2 separate regions of the Homo sapiens genome follow, and region 2 is linked to region 1. A link is a contact called in ENCODE Hi-C data. All regions are on one chromosome and are shown on one strand. Each heading gives the region's core, a stretch centred on a gene start or an enhancer-like site at or near the end of the contact. The rest is flanking DNA. Distances are from core to core; before and after follow the strand shown.

Evidence for each region. Hi-C counts contacts between places; a loop is a spot of excess contacts on that map. Pooled maps may share reads with other maps.
Region 2: a loop to region 1 is called in a pooled map, with 2.6 times the contacts of the local background. The contact joins the promoter of IZUMO1 here to the promoter of PPFIA3 in region 1. A Hi-C loop is called at or near these places in 1 of 168 maps with a recorded cell type or tissue (CD8-positive, alpha-beta T cell) and 4 of 50 pooled maps.

What each region holds. Positions count from the first base shown.
Region 1 is chr19:49,118,294-49,125,019 of GRCh38, reverse strand. It overlaps PPFIA3 (PPFI scaffold protein A3), which reads right to left and starts at 5,476. Exons shown (of 30, transcript NM_003660.4): 1 at 5,298-5,476. It overlaps LIN7B (lin-7 cell polarity scaffold B), which reads right to left. Exons shown (of 6, transcript NM_022165.3): 6 at 6,560-6,668. The coding sequence ends at 6,647. It overlaps C19orf73 (chromosome 19 open reading frame 73), which reads left to right and starts at 5,877. Exons shown (of 1, transcript NM_018111.3): 1 at 5,877-6,618. The coding sequence starts at 5,998. The coding sequence ends at 6,387. RefSeq lists enhancers at 4,192-4,692, 6,055-6,566 and a silencer at 5,646-5,865.
Region 2 is chr19:48,744,683-48,751,408 of GRCh38, reverse strand. It overlaps IZUMO1 (izumo sperm-oocyte fusion 1), which reads left to right and starts at 4,500. Exons shown (of 10, transcript NM_182575.3): 1 at 4,500-4,974; 2 at 5,477-5,784; 3 at 6,121-6,195. The coding sequence starts at 5,550. FUT1 (fucosyltransferase 1 (H blood group)) reads left to right here. Exons shown (of 2, transcript NM_001384359.1): 2 at 126-3,398. The coding sequence starts at 128. The coding sequence ends at 1,225. RefSeq lists enhancers at 1-411, 3,434-4,219, 4,220-5,005 and a cis regulatory region at 5,781-6,301.

The DNA.
Region 1 (6,726 bases), core at 4,227-6,726:
TCTCGGCTCACTGCAACCTCTGCCTCCCGGGTTCAAGCGATTCTCCTGCCTCAGCTTCCCAAGTAACTGCGACTACAGGCTCGTGCCGCCACGCCCGGCTAATTATTTTTTGTATGTTTAGTAGAGACGGGTTTCACCATGTTAGCCAGGATGAGCTCAATCTCCTGACCTCGTGATCCACCCGCCTCGGCCTCCCAAAGTGCTGAGATTATAGGCATGAGCCACCGCGCCCAGCCCCAACATGATATCTAAAACCAGCAACCCACTCTGACGATGCAACACAGATGTTTTGGGGAGCCTGTTCCAGAGCCTTAAATTGACCGAGAAGGAAATAAAAAACACAGCAAGGCTGGACATAGAACCTAGAAGGTTACTACACACAGTACAGGGTGGGGAATAGACGTATGCTTCCACGCTTTCAATGGCTTGGGGTAAGAACCGCTCATAGGCCTAAGTAATCTAGAACTAAGTTCTGAAGCCTATAATCTAGAACCAGCCAAGAGCAACCCAATAACTTAGTGTCCAGGTCACCCCAGAACCCCACATACATAATGACACCCATTAATATACCTAATGCAACACATAACAAACATAGTCAGCAGATAAAATCTAGAACTCAGAGCCTGCTAGGGATGAAGGTATAACACAGAATATAGCAGGGGGCCAGGCGCGGTGGCTCATGCCTGTAATCCCAGCACTATGGGAGGCCAAGGTGGGAGGATCACTCGAGCCCAGGGGTTTGAGACCAGCCTGGGAAACATGGTGAAACCCTGTCTCTACAAAAAAATACAAAAATTAACCAGTCTCATAACCTGGTCTCAAAATAAATAAATAAATAGATTTTTTAAAAATTTAATTACATTTTTAAAAAAGAATATAGCAGGAGTCACATCCTTGGTTTTATCATGTGTCTAAGAGTTTGCTTGGAACTTACAAGTGTCTATAGGGCGGGGAGGGGGAGGGATCAAAAGGATGCATGTTGAGAATTGAGCATTTCCTGGAATAAAGACTGAGGCTGGCAAAGGAGGGGGGCTGTTCTGGAAATAAGGACATTTCTAGGCTGAAGGCTCCAGAAGAAGAGAGAGCCTAGAACAAGCTTAGAATGCCAAAGTGGCAGATGGAGGAGAAAACCCACGATCCACCAGGGGACAAGTTCTAAACTAAGGCTGCACTGGGGAAAAAATGACAGAAAATGAATGGGCCTAGAACCTAGAACCGGGGGAAGGAAAACATTATGTAGAACACTTCACTGGGAATCTTTTACATTTAAGAACATGAGGCCAGGTGCGGTGGTTCACGCCTGTAATCCCAGCATTTTGGGAGGCTGAGCCCGGGGGATCATTTGAGGTCAGGATTTCGAGACCAGCCTAGCCAACATGGTGAAACCCCATCTCTACTAAAAACACAAAAATTAGCCAGGCATGGTGGTACACACCTGTAATCCCAGCTCCTCGAGGGGCTGAGGCAGGAGAATTTGCTTGAACACGGGAGGCGGAGGTTGCAGTGAGCCGGGATTGCGTCACTGCACTCTGGCCTGGGCAACAGAGTGAGACTCGATCTCAAAAAAAAAAGAATGTGAAATTAGGGCCAGGCACAGTGGCTCATGCTTGTAATTCCAGCACTTTGGAAGGCCAAGGTGAGAGGATCGCCTCAGTAACATAATGAGATCCAATGTCTAAACAACGATAACAGGCCGGGCGTGGTGGCTCACACCTGTAATCCCAGCACTTTGGGAGGCAGGAGGGGGATCACTTGAGGTCAGGAGTTCGAGACCAGCCTGGCCAACATGGCAAAACCCTGTCTCTATTAAAAATACAAAAAAAATTAGCCAGGCGTGGTGGCATGTGCCTGTAGTCCCAGCTATTTGGGAGGCTGAGGCAGGAGAATTGTTTGAACCCGGGAGGCAGAGGTTGCAGTGAGCTGAGATCATACCACTGCACTCCAGCCTGGGTGACAGAGTGAGACTCCGTCTCAAAAATAAAATAAAAACTAAACAACAGGCCGGGCGTGGTGGCTCCTGCCTGTAATCCCAACACTTTGGGAGGCAGAGGCAGGTGGATCACGAGGTTAACAGATAGAGACCATCCTGGCTAACACGGTGATACCCCGTCTCTACCAAAAATACAAAATATTAGCCGGGCGTGGTGGTGGGCGCCTGTTGTCCCAGCTACTTGGGAGGCTGAGGCAGGAAAATGGTGTGAACCCAGAAGGCGGAGCTTGCAGTGAGCTGAGATTGCGCCACTGCACTCCAGCCTGGGAGACAGAGTGAGACTCCATCCCCCGCCAAAAAAAAAAAAAAAAAAAACAACTAAACAACAACAACAACAAAAAAGAATGTGCAATTAGATAGAACTTCCTTAGAACCTAAAACAGGGAAACAGGGAAGGGCATTCTAGAATCAATGGCACGAATTAGGAAGCCTAGAGCACATACTTGGAACACACACATCTTAGAAGTTAGATTGCTCCTGGGAAGAGAATGGAATCTAGAACAACGTGGCTGAAACCTGGAACACACTTGAAATGAACATTTAGCAAAGAAGGAAGGACTTGTTGTTAGAACTTTGGAACATGTCTGAGGATATGGTGGGATCAGAATCTGGCTCAGGGGTCTTATCTAAATATATGAAAAAAACAAAGGCTGTGCACAGTGGCTCACGCCTATAATCCCAGCACTTTGGGAGGCCGAGGCAGGTGATCACCTGAGGTCGGGAACTCGAGACTAGTCTGACCAACATGGAGAAACCCCCATCTCTACTAAAAATACAAAAAATTAGCCGGGCATGGTGGTAGGCGCCTGTAATCCCAGCTACTCAGGAGGCTGAGGCAGGAGAATCGCTTGAACGCGGGAGGCAGAGGTTGTGGTGAGCCAAGATCGCAGCATTGCACTCCAGCCTGAGCAACAAGAGTGAAACTCCGTCTCAAAAAAAAAAAAAAAAAAATTGGCATCTGGCCTAGAACTCAGACCATGCCTGGAATGAAAATGGAACACAGAACAGACATCAGCTGGGAGTGTTCTGGTGTTTAGAAGGAATCTAGAACATGGAGCAATGCAAGAGCACATGTGCGACAAGAAATGTGGCCCGGCCAGGCGCGATGGCCATGCCTGTAATCCCAGCACTTTTGGGAGCCAACAGAGAAGGATCCCTTGAGCCTAGGAGTTTCAGACCAGTCTGGGCAACATGGCGAAACCCCCATCTCTACAAAAAATAAATAAATAAATAAATAAATAAAATTTTTTTTTGAGACAGAGTTTCGCTCTTGTCGTTCAGGCTGGAGTGCAGTGGCACGATCTCAGCTCAATGCAACCTCCGCCTCCGGGGTTCAAACGACTCTCCTGCCTCAGCCTCCTGAGTAGCTGGGATTACAGGCATGTGCCACCACGCCTGGCTAATTTTGTATTTTTAGTAGAGACAGGGTTTCTCCATGTTGGCCAGGCTGGTCTCAAAATCCTGACCTCAGGTGATCCGCCCGCTTCAGCCTCCCAAAGTGCTGGGATTACCGGCATGAGCCACCGCGCCTGGCCAAAAAAATTTTTTTTTAATTAGCCAGGCCTGGTGGTGAGTGCTTGTGGTCCCAGCTACTCAGGCGGCTAAGGTGGGAAGATGACCTGAGCCTAGGAGGTGGAGGCTGCAGTGAGCTGTGATTGTGCCAGTGCACTCCAGCCTGGGCAACAGAGACCTTGTCTCAAAATAAATAAATAAATAAATAGAAAGAAAGAAATTTGTATGGCAGCAGGTAGCTTCTAGATCTCCTTATGAGCCCAGGCCACAGAATACATCTGGAGGAGGTGATGTGTGTTCGGCTCATTGGCCTGGGAGAGTGTACTTGGAGAAGGGGAACTCATCTGAGCCTCAGGGGGCAATGGAGTGCTAGAAACATCTCAACAAGCTGCATCTTAGGGGAAAGAGTAGAGAGTCCTGAAGCCCGCCACCTGGGGTGACATGAGGATGAGACAGGGGTTTGGTAGGGCCACAGGAGATGTGAAGTTGATGGGGCAGAGTGATGAGGCTGTGAAGACCTGGTTCCTAAAAGTGAGACCTGAGAAACTAGATACCTGCTGGGGAGGGCAGTGGACAGAGCTGGGAGCCTGGACTCCTGAATCCTTGTGGAGGTAAATGATGGGGGATTGGAAGGTGAGAGCCTGAGGTCTTGTTTGGAGAGAGGGTTGAGGCAGACAGCCTCAGTAAAAGCTGGTGGGCAGTACGGAAGCTGGGGTCTGAACTCCTGGGTCCCTGAGGGGATAGGAGACTGGGACCAAGACATTTAGGTCCCCAAGTGGGAGTGTGAACAGAAGTCAGAGAACTGCATTGAGAATCACATTCCGGGTCCCCCAAAGGAAAGGAGTCATGGCGCCTGAGTCCCTCGGGGAGCAGATGCTGGGTGCCAGGAGGCTAAGTCTGTGTGTCTGCAGGGCACAGCGGGGTTCTAAGCAGAGCAAACGCTGGGGAACAGGATTCCTAGGTGCTGACGGGGTGAGGGCTACCACCTGGGGCCAGCAGAGGTGTAGACACGGACAGGCTTCCCGAACGGGGTGGGAGCTGCATCCCCGGGTGCCATGGTCCCCACGGCGACCAGAATAGGAAAATTCAGAAGCCCTGGATCCTCAGGGAGCAGCTGGAGTCCCAGGAACCTGGGGTGCCGAGGACGGGGCCACGAGCCTGGCCGGCAGAACCCAGAGGCTGGGGCGCCCTGGTCGGGGAGGGCCCGGGTATTCCCGGGTCAAAGGCGCGGCGGGGGGATCCCCGCGCCGCCTGCGCCCCCTCCCTGGTGGCGGCGGCAGGAGGTGGGGGGAGGCGAGGCTGCCGAGCGCGCTGACCATGGACAGCTCCAGAGCGGGCCTGTGTCCAGGGCGGCCGCCGAGCCTGCCTGGACCGTGGGACGCAGCCGGCTGTGCAAGCCCGAGGCTGGCGACGGGAGACGGAGTGCGCGAAGCGGGGACGATGCGGACGCGTCTGGGGAGTCTGGCACCGCCGCGGCGGGTGTCTGGAGCTCCCAGGACAGGGTCAGGAAGGGGGATCTAGGCTCTAGGAGGGGTCCCGGGGCCGGACCGGGAAATCCAAGCTCCTGGGCCCTGGAGGAGGCGCGAGGCGGCGGTGCGCCCGGGATTCTAGGGTTCGGTCGGGGACTCTGGGCGCCGGGAGGGGCACGCCTGAGTCCCCGGGGTTGGGGTGTGAAATCTGGGCTCGGGGGTCCCCTGGGATGAGGAAGGGAATCCGGGATCTCGGGGAGGCGGGGGAGGCTCGCCAAGGGGTCCCCAGGGTGGGCGCTGCCAGGAGGGCCGGGCCGGGCTCTTACCTGCCTGGTCCGCGGCGGCTGCGGGCGGAGCTGGGCTGCAGGAGGGACGTGGGGTGGAGTGGGGGGGCCGGGCGGGGCCCCTGGCAGCGGCCGGGGCCCGGCTCTGTCGCTTCGGAGCCCTGGAGCCCTGTCTCCGACGCTCGCGCGGGCTCCGCGTCTCTGGCTCCGGCTTGGGCGCTGGGGACCCCCCTCCCCCTCACGCTCTCACTGCCTTCTACCCCCAAAATAGCCCCCTGCCCCTGTCACCGATCAGCCTCCCCCCGCGAGGCCGCAGCCGCCAGATCCAGGGGTGCCCACCAGCGCCCCCCAAATCCCACCTTCCCCCCAAAAAAATTCCTCCTCCCTCCCCCTCCCCCCCCACGGCTCCCGGGCGGTCGTGGCCCCTTTAACAGGAGACTGACAGACGGCGAAGAGCGGCCAATGGGAGAGAGCGTCGGCGCCGGCCGGCGACTAGACCCCGCCTCCACACCGGCCGGGAGGGGTCGCGCGGGCGGAGAGCGAGAGGCGGGGCATAAGGCGCGTCGACCAATAGGCACGCGGCGTGAGGCGGCTGGGGCGGGAGGCGGAGCCCGGCAGGGGGATGATGTCACCTGGAGCGAGTAGCGCGCGGCGTGGAACGCGAGTCGCGACCCCGGCTCCCGGCAGTGGCGCGCACTAGCCCTCGCGCCGCACGGGACACGAGGGCTGGGCGGGCAGCGGGATGAGGCTAAAGGTTGGATTTCAAGGCGGGGGCTGCTTCCGGAAAGACGCGCTGTGTTTGGAAGGTGGAGTGAGCGCCCGGTGGGCGAGGGCACCTCATTCTGCACCCCTGCGCCCGCCTCGGGAACTGCACGCGGCACCCCCACCCGCGACTCCCACGCAGACAGTAGTGCGGCCTGCAGGGTTCCCCCGGCGGACGAGGCTAATGGTTCGCTCCGCCCCGCCCACACAGAGGCCGCCCACTGGCTCCGGCTGCGTTTCAGGACTCTGGAGGAAGGGACTTGGCCTTCGCCCTCAGACGCTCTTAAGGGTAGGCAGCGTTGTCCTCAGTTCTGCCCCAGCACTCAGACCCAGACTGGGTCCCTGCCTCCGCCCTCCGCCCTCGGACTAGTCTCTTGGAAGCCGGCCTGTCTCCGCCTTCAGACCTAGGGAGAGGTCTTAACCTCTGTTCTCAGACTCTGGAAAAGGCTTCTCAACGGCTTGGCCTGACCTCAGCTCCTCGCATTCCCTCCACATCTCAAGACACCAACCCAGGGATGCAGGACAGACACACAGACACTCAGTGAGGGTCAAATATCTTTAAATAAAGTGCCAGGAACAATAAATACTGTACAGGAAGAGAGTGCACGTGAACGTCCAGATCTGTGGTTTCAACCTCGAGACTCCAAGGACCTGCAAGGGGGGTGGACAAGGGACCCGGGATCAGGGAGGCTCCGGGTAGACAAGAGGG
Region 2 (6,726 bases), core at 3,251-5,750, 370 kb after region 1:
TAACTTCCTCTTTCCCTGGGACTAAGGAGTGCTGCACCCCAGGCGCCTCCCTTACCCCACATCCCTCCTCAGCCTCCCCTCCTCAGCCTCAGAGCATTTGCTAATTCGCCTTTCCTCCCCTGCAGCCATGTGGCTCCGGAGCCATCGTCAGCTCTGCCTGGCCTTCCTGCTAGTCTGTGTCCTCTCTGTAATCTTCTTCCTCCATATCCATCAAGACAGCTTTCCACATGGCCTAGGCCTGTCGATCCTGTGTCCAGACCGCCGCCTGGTGACACCCCCAGTGGCCATCTTCTGCCTGCCGGGTACTGCGATGGGCCCCAACGCCTCCTCTTCCTGTCCCCAGCACCCTGCTTCCCTCTCCGGCACCTGGACTGTCTACCCCAATGGCCGGTTTGGTAATCAGATGGGACAGTATGCCACGCTGCTGGCTCTGGCCCAGCTCAACGGCCGCCGGGCCTTTATCCTGCCTGCCATGCATGCCGCCCTGGCCCCGGTATTCCGCATCACCCTGCCCGTGCTGGCCCCAGAAGTGGACAGCCGCACGCCGTGGCGGGAGCTGCAGCTTCACGACTGGATGTCGGAGGAGTACGCGGACTTGAGAGATCCTTTCCTGAAGCTCTCTGGCTTCCCCTGCTCTTGGACTTTCTTCCACCATCTCCGGGAACAGATCCGCAGAGAGTTCACCCTGCACGACCACCTTCGGGAAGAGGCGCAGAGTGTGCTGGGTCAGCTCCGCCTGGGCCGCACAGGGGACCGCCCGCGCACCTTTGTCGGCGTCCACGTGCGCCGTGGGGACTATCTGCAGGTTATGCCTCAGCGCTGGAAGGGTGTGGTGGGCGACAGCGCCTACCTCCGGCAGGCCATGGACTGGTTCCGGGCACGGCACGAAGCCCCCGTTTTCGTGGTCACCAGCAACGGCATGGAGTGGTGTAAAGAAAACATCGACACCTCCCAGGGCGATGTGACGTTTGCTGGCGATGGACAGGAGGCTACACCGTGGAAAGACTTTGCCCTGCTCACACAGTGCAACCACACCATTATGACCATTGGCACCTTCGGCTTCTGGGCTGCCTACCTGGCTGGCGGAGACACTGTCTACCTGGCCAACTTCACCCTGCCAGACTCTGAGTTCCTGAAGATCTTTAAGCCGGAGGCGGCCTTCCTGCCCGAGTGGGTGGGCATTAATGCAGACTTGTCTCCACTCTGGACATTGGCTAAGCCTTGAGAGCCAGGGAGACTTTCTGAAGTAGCCTGATCTTTCTAGAGCCAGCAGTACGTGGCTTCAGAGGCCTGGCATCTTCTGGAGAAGCTTGTGGTGTTCCTGAAGCAAATGGGTGCCCGTATCCAGAGTGATTCTAGTTGGGAGAGTTGGAGAGAAGGGGGACGTTTCTGGAACTGTCTGAATATTCTAGAACTAGCAAAACATCTTTTCCTGATGGCTGGCAGGCAGTTCTAGAAGCCACAGTGCCCACCTGCTCTTCCCAGCCCATATCTACAGTACTTCCAGATGGCTGCCCCCAGGAATGGGGAACTCTCCCTCTGGTCTACTCTAGAAGAGGGGTTACTTCTCCCCTGGGTCCTCCAAAGACTGAAGGAGCATATGATTGCTCCAGAGCAAGCATTCACCAAGTCCCCTTCTGTGTTTCTGGAGTGATTCTAGAGGGAGACTTGTTCTAGAGAGGACCAGGTTTGATGCCTGTGAAGAACCCTGCAGGGCCCTTATGGACAGGATGGGGTTCTGGAAATCCAGATAACTAAGGTGAAGAATCTTTTTAGTTTTTTTTTTTTTTTTTTGGAGACAGGGTCTCGCTCTGTTGCCCAGGCTGGAGTGCAGTGGCGTGATCTTGGCTCACTGCAACTTCCGCCTCCTGTGTTCAAGCGATTCTCCTGTCTCAGCCTCCTGAGTAGATGGGACTACAGGCACAGGCCATTATGCCTGGCTAATTTTTGTATTTTTAGTAGAGACAGGGTTTCACCATGTTGGCCAGGATGGTCTCGATCTCCTGACCTTGTCATCCACCTGTCTTGGCCTCCCAAAGTGCTGGGATTACTGGCATGAGCCACTGTGCCCAGCCCGGATATTTTTTTTTTAATTATTTATTTATTTATTTATTTATTGAGACGGAGTCTTGCTCTGTAGCCCAGGCCAGAGTGCAGTGGCGCGATCTCAGCTCACTGCAAGCTCTGCCTCCCGGGTTCATGCCATTCTGCCTCAGCCTCCTGAGTAGCTGGGACTACAGGCGCCCGCCACCACGCCCGGCTAATTTTTTTTGTATTTTTAGTAGAGACGGGGTTTCATCGTGTTAACCAGGATGGTCTCGATCTCCTGACCTCGTGATCTGCCCACCTCGGCCTCCCACAGTGCTGGGATTACCGGCGTGAGCCACCATGCCTGGCCCGGATAATTTTTTTTAATTTTTGTAGAGACGAGGTCTTGTGATATTGCCCAGGCTGTTCTTCAACTCCTGGGCTCAAGCAGTCCTCCCACCTTGGCCTCCCAGAATGCTGGGTTTATAGATGTGAGCCAGCACACCGGGCCAAGTGAAGAATCTAATGAATGTGCAACCTAATTGTAGCATCTAATGAATGTTCCACCATTGCTGGAAAAATTGAGATGGAAAACAAACCATCTCTAGTTGGCCAGCGTCTTGCTCTGTTCACAGTCTCTGGAAAAGCTGGGGTAGTTGGTGAGCAGAGCGGGACTCTGTCCAACAAGCCCCACAGCCCCTCAAAGACTTTTTTTTGTTTGTTTTGAGCAGACAGGCTAAAATGTGAACGTGGGGTGAGGGATCACTGCCAAAATGGTACAGCTTCTGGAGCAGAACTTTCCAGGGATCCAGGGACACTTTTTTTTAAAGCTCATAAACTGCCAAGAGCTCCATATATTGGGTGTGAGTTCAGGTTGCCTCTCACAATGAAGGAAGTTGGTCTTTGTCTGCAGGTGGGCTGCTGAGGGTCTGGGATCTGTTTTCTGGAAGTGTGCAGGTATAAACACACCCTCTGTGCTTGTGACAAACTGGCAGGTACCGTGCTCATTGCTAACCACTGTCTGTCCCTGAACTCCCAGAACCACTACATCTGGCTTTGGGCAGGTCTGAGATAAAACGATCTAAAGGTAGGCAGACCCTGGACCCAGCCTCAGATCCAGGCAGGAGCACGAGGTCTGGCCAAGGTGGACGGGGTTGTCGAGATCTCAGGAGCCCCTTGCTGTTTTTTGGAGGGTGAAAGAAGAAACCTTAAACATAGTCAGCTCTGATCACATCCCCTGTCTACTCATCCAGACCCCATGCCTGTAGGCTTATCAGGGAGTTACAGTTACAATTGTTACAGTACTGTTCCCAACTCAGCTGCCACGGGTGAGAGAGCAGGAGGTATGAATTAAAAGTCTACAGCACTAACCCGTGTCTCTGTAGCTTTTTTGGAGCCAGAGCCACTGTGTATGTGTGTGTGGGTTTGTGTGTGTGTGTGTGTGTGTGTGTGTGTAAGAGAGTGGAGGAAAAGGTGGGGTACTTCTGAAGACTTTTATTTTTTTTTAATTAATTTATTTTTTTTCAGAGATCGAGTCTTGCTCTGTGGCCCAGGCTGGAGTGCAGTAGTGTGATCTCGGCCCACTGCAAACTCCCACCTCTCGGATTCTGGTGCCTCAGCCTCCCAAGTAGCTGGGACTACAGACGTTCGCCACCATGCCCAGCTAATTTTTGTATTTTTAGTAGAGACGGGGTTTCACCATGTTAGCCAGGCTGGCCTCGAACTCCTGACCTCAGACAATCTGCCCGCCTCGGCCTCCCAAAGCGCTGGAATTACAAGCGTGAGCCACCGCGCCGGGCCCTGAGGATTTTTATTACTCGTGATTGGGAGTACTGTCCCTACTTAGATCTGACAGCCCCTTGTTGCTGGACTTGTGTGAGTTGTGGTCCCTGTTTTTCTGGTTCCCTGTTTCTATCACACAGGAGAGAGAGACCTTCCAGGACCCTAACGTCTGAGCCCCCAGTTGCTCACTCCTGGACTGTCAGTATTGGCCCCCAGTCCTCTCCTCCCACTGGGACCTCCGCGTGGGCAGAAGAGGCGGAGGAGGGAGCGGATTATCACTGAACTACATTTCCCGGAAAGCTATGAGGTTGGCAGCGTCAGTCAGCTACAGAGAAAGAGGCCCCAGGGCATTTTGGGAGTTGTAGTCTTAGGGCTAAAATGTCCACTTCGTGGCTCGACAGCCGTTTCCAAGGACCGCGGTGGGGGCGGCAGCGGCCTGGGGGGCCGGATCTAGCCCAAAGCCTGGGTCCTGGGGCAAGGGGAGGGGAGGAAACTGAAGGCCTGAGTCCGGTCCTTGACTCTGGAAGCCAGAGTAGTCAGGAGGCTTCCTCTTCCCTAGATGCTGGGAAAATTCTAGTCCAAAAAGGCTGCAGCCTCTGTGACGTCATGGAGCGATGGGCGGGACCTCCCTTTGTTGCAGTCCAATCAGACAGAGTTGAGTTTCTGGGTGGGGCCGAGGAAAACCCCAAGGAATATCTATAAAGGAATTCGGGCCCCTACGTGAGAAGCTCGGAGGGGGTGGTTTCAGGAGTTCCTTGTGGAGAGGGGATCGTCCGTGACTCAGACCCCGTCGAAAAGCTCTCGATTTCACGCAACCAACCTTACCCTCGTCCCCAACACAATCCTTGATTTTACCCCTGGGAAAATTAGCGTAGGTGGTCATGACCCCGGCTTCCTCTTTAAAAGCCCTCAGAACCTGGACCGGGCTCCTCAATGAACCCTAGTGTTAGAGGCCACAAATCGGGAACCAAGGTCGGGGAGCGGCTGTTTAGGGTGCATCACTGTTCAGGATGCATCGGGGCTCCTTTTTCTAAGCGGAAGGGTGCGCCCTGCAAATTGGGAGCCCGTTAGTTTTGGGGAAGGGTGAACAAGGGCCCCCTAGGTCTAGAGGACCGCATGGAGTCTCGCTTAAGTGTTAGTGGGGTCCTCAGTTCTAGGAATCTGGTATGTGTTTTGGTTTTGAAGGAGTTCCGAGTTTGATAATATCGTGGTTGGGTCTGTGTTAGATGTTTATTGGTTTGGGCATTGAATCTTCAGCTTGAGGTTCAACAGGTTTTGGGGGGCTGGCGGGGGAGTGCCTCGGTGTTGCTCTTAAGGGTTGGAGTTCAGGCTCACGTCAATCTGGGGACTTGGAAAATTCCACAGTTTGGGATTTTGGGAAGGGGCGCATGGGGTTGGGAGATTCCAGGTTCTGAGTTTGGGGACTTATGAGTGATTCCTGTTTAATAGTTTTTCTGATCTCTCAGTTGGGGGATTCAGTGAGAACCCTAAATTTTGGGTCCCCTGGATTGGGGCTCAGTTTCACACTTCGGAGGCATTTGATGAAGGACATAGGTCCTCTTTATTTGGAGATTTCCTGAAGATCCTCTTTTCGAGGTTTGCGGACCCCATGGATAGGCGGCCCAGTGGGATTTCTTAAGATGGATTTTGGCTTTTCTCCGTTTAGCGTTCTCCTGCTCTCGGTTTGGGGTGAGAGCACCCTTCCTAACGGTCTTCGGGAACTGTGCGCGCCGGCTGCAATGGGGCCGCATTTTACCCTCCTGTGTGCGGCGCTGGCCGGTTGCTTGCTTCCTGCCGAGGGGTGTGTTATATGTGACCCGTCTGTCGTGCTGGCGCTAAAGTCCCTGGAGAAAGATTACCTGCCTGGCCACCTGGATGCGAAGCATCACAAAGCCATGATGGAAAGGGTAGAGAATGCCGTGAAGGATTTCCAGGAACTGTCGCTTAATGAGGATGCCTATATGGGGGTCGTTGGTGAGGGCAGGGGGGACCACGGACCCCTGGGTCCTGGGAAAGGAGGGAGATAAGACCAGGGGAAGGAAGAGGCTGACAGCAGGGTCTCCGGGATTCGGGAATGGAGAAGGCTGAGATGCAGATTCCGAGGTTCCCCGAGGCTAGTAAATACCGTTTTCCCTATCCTCGGCTGGCAATTTTATGTAATAAAACTACAACTCCCAGAAGGCAACGGGCGGCTGAGTCCTTAACCAGGCCTATCTTTGCCCAGTGGCCTCATGGGTATTGTAGTTTCTAAGATTAGGCGCGCCAATGAGACAGTAAGGCTGGAATCTGGGGTTATATCTCCTCTGACAGATGAGGCCACACTGCAAAAGGGGTCCTGGAGTTTGCTGAAGGATCTGAAACGCATCACAGACAGTGATGTAAAAGGTAAATGCATCAAGGGGGTGGGAGTCCCGAATCTCTCAGAGAAGCCAGCGTTAGTGATGCCTGGTCTCTTGGTCAGATACTAGGCTGTGGACCCAGACCGCCTAGATTCCAATGCCTGCTCTGCCACTTCCTAGCTGTACGGCCTTGAGCAAAGGACTTTGAAGCTCCCTTGGCTCTAAAATGCTTCCTCAGTTGTTCAGTTTAAATGTGTATTGCTGGCCGGGCACGGTAGCTCAGGCCTGTAATCCTGGCACTTTGGAAGGCTGAGGCAGGCAGATTACTTGAGCTCAGTAGTTCAAGACCAGCCTGGCCAACATGGTGAAACCTTGTCTCTACAAAAAATAGACATATGTATACATATTAGCTGGGCATGGTGGTGTGTGCCTGTAGTCCTAGCTACTTGGGGGGTTGAGGCGGGGGGATTGCTTGAGTCCAGGAGTTTGAGGCTTCAGTGAGCCACGATTACACCACACACTCCAGCCTGGGTGGCAGGGTAAGACCCTCCCCCATCCCCCAAAATATGCATTGCCT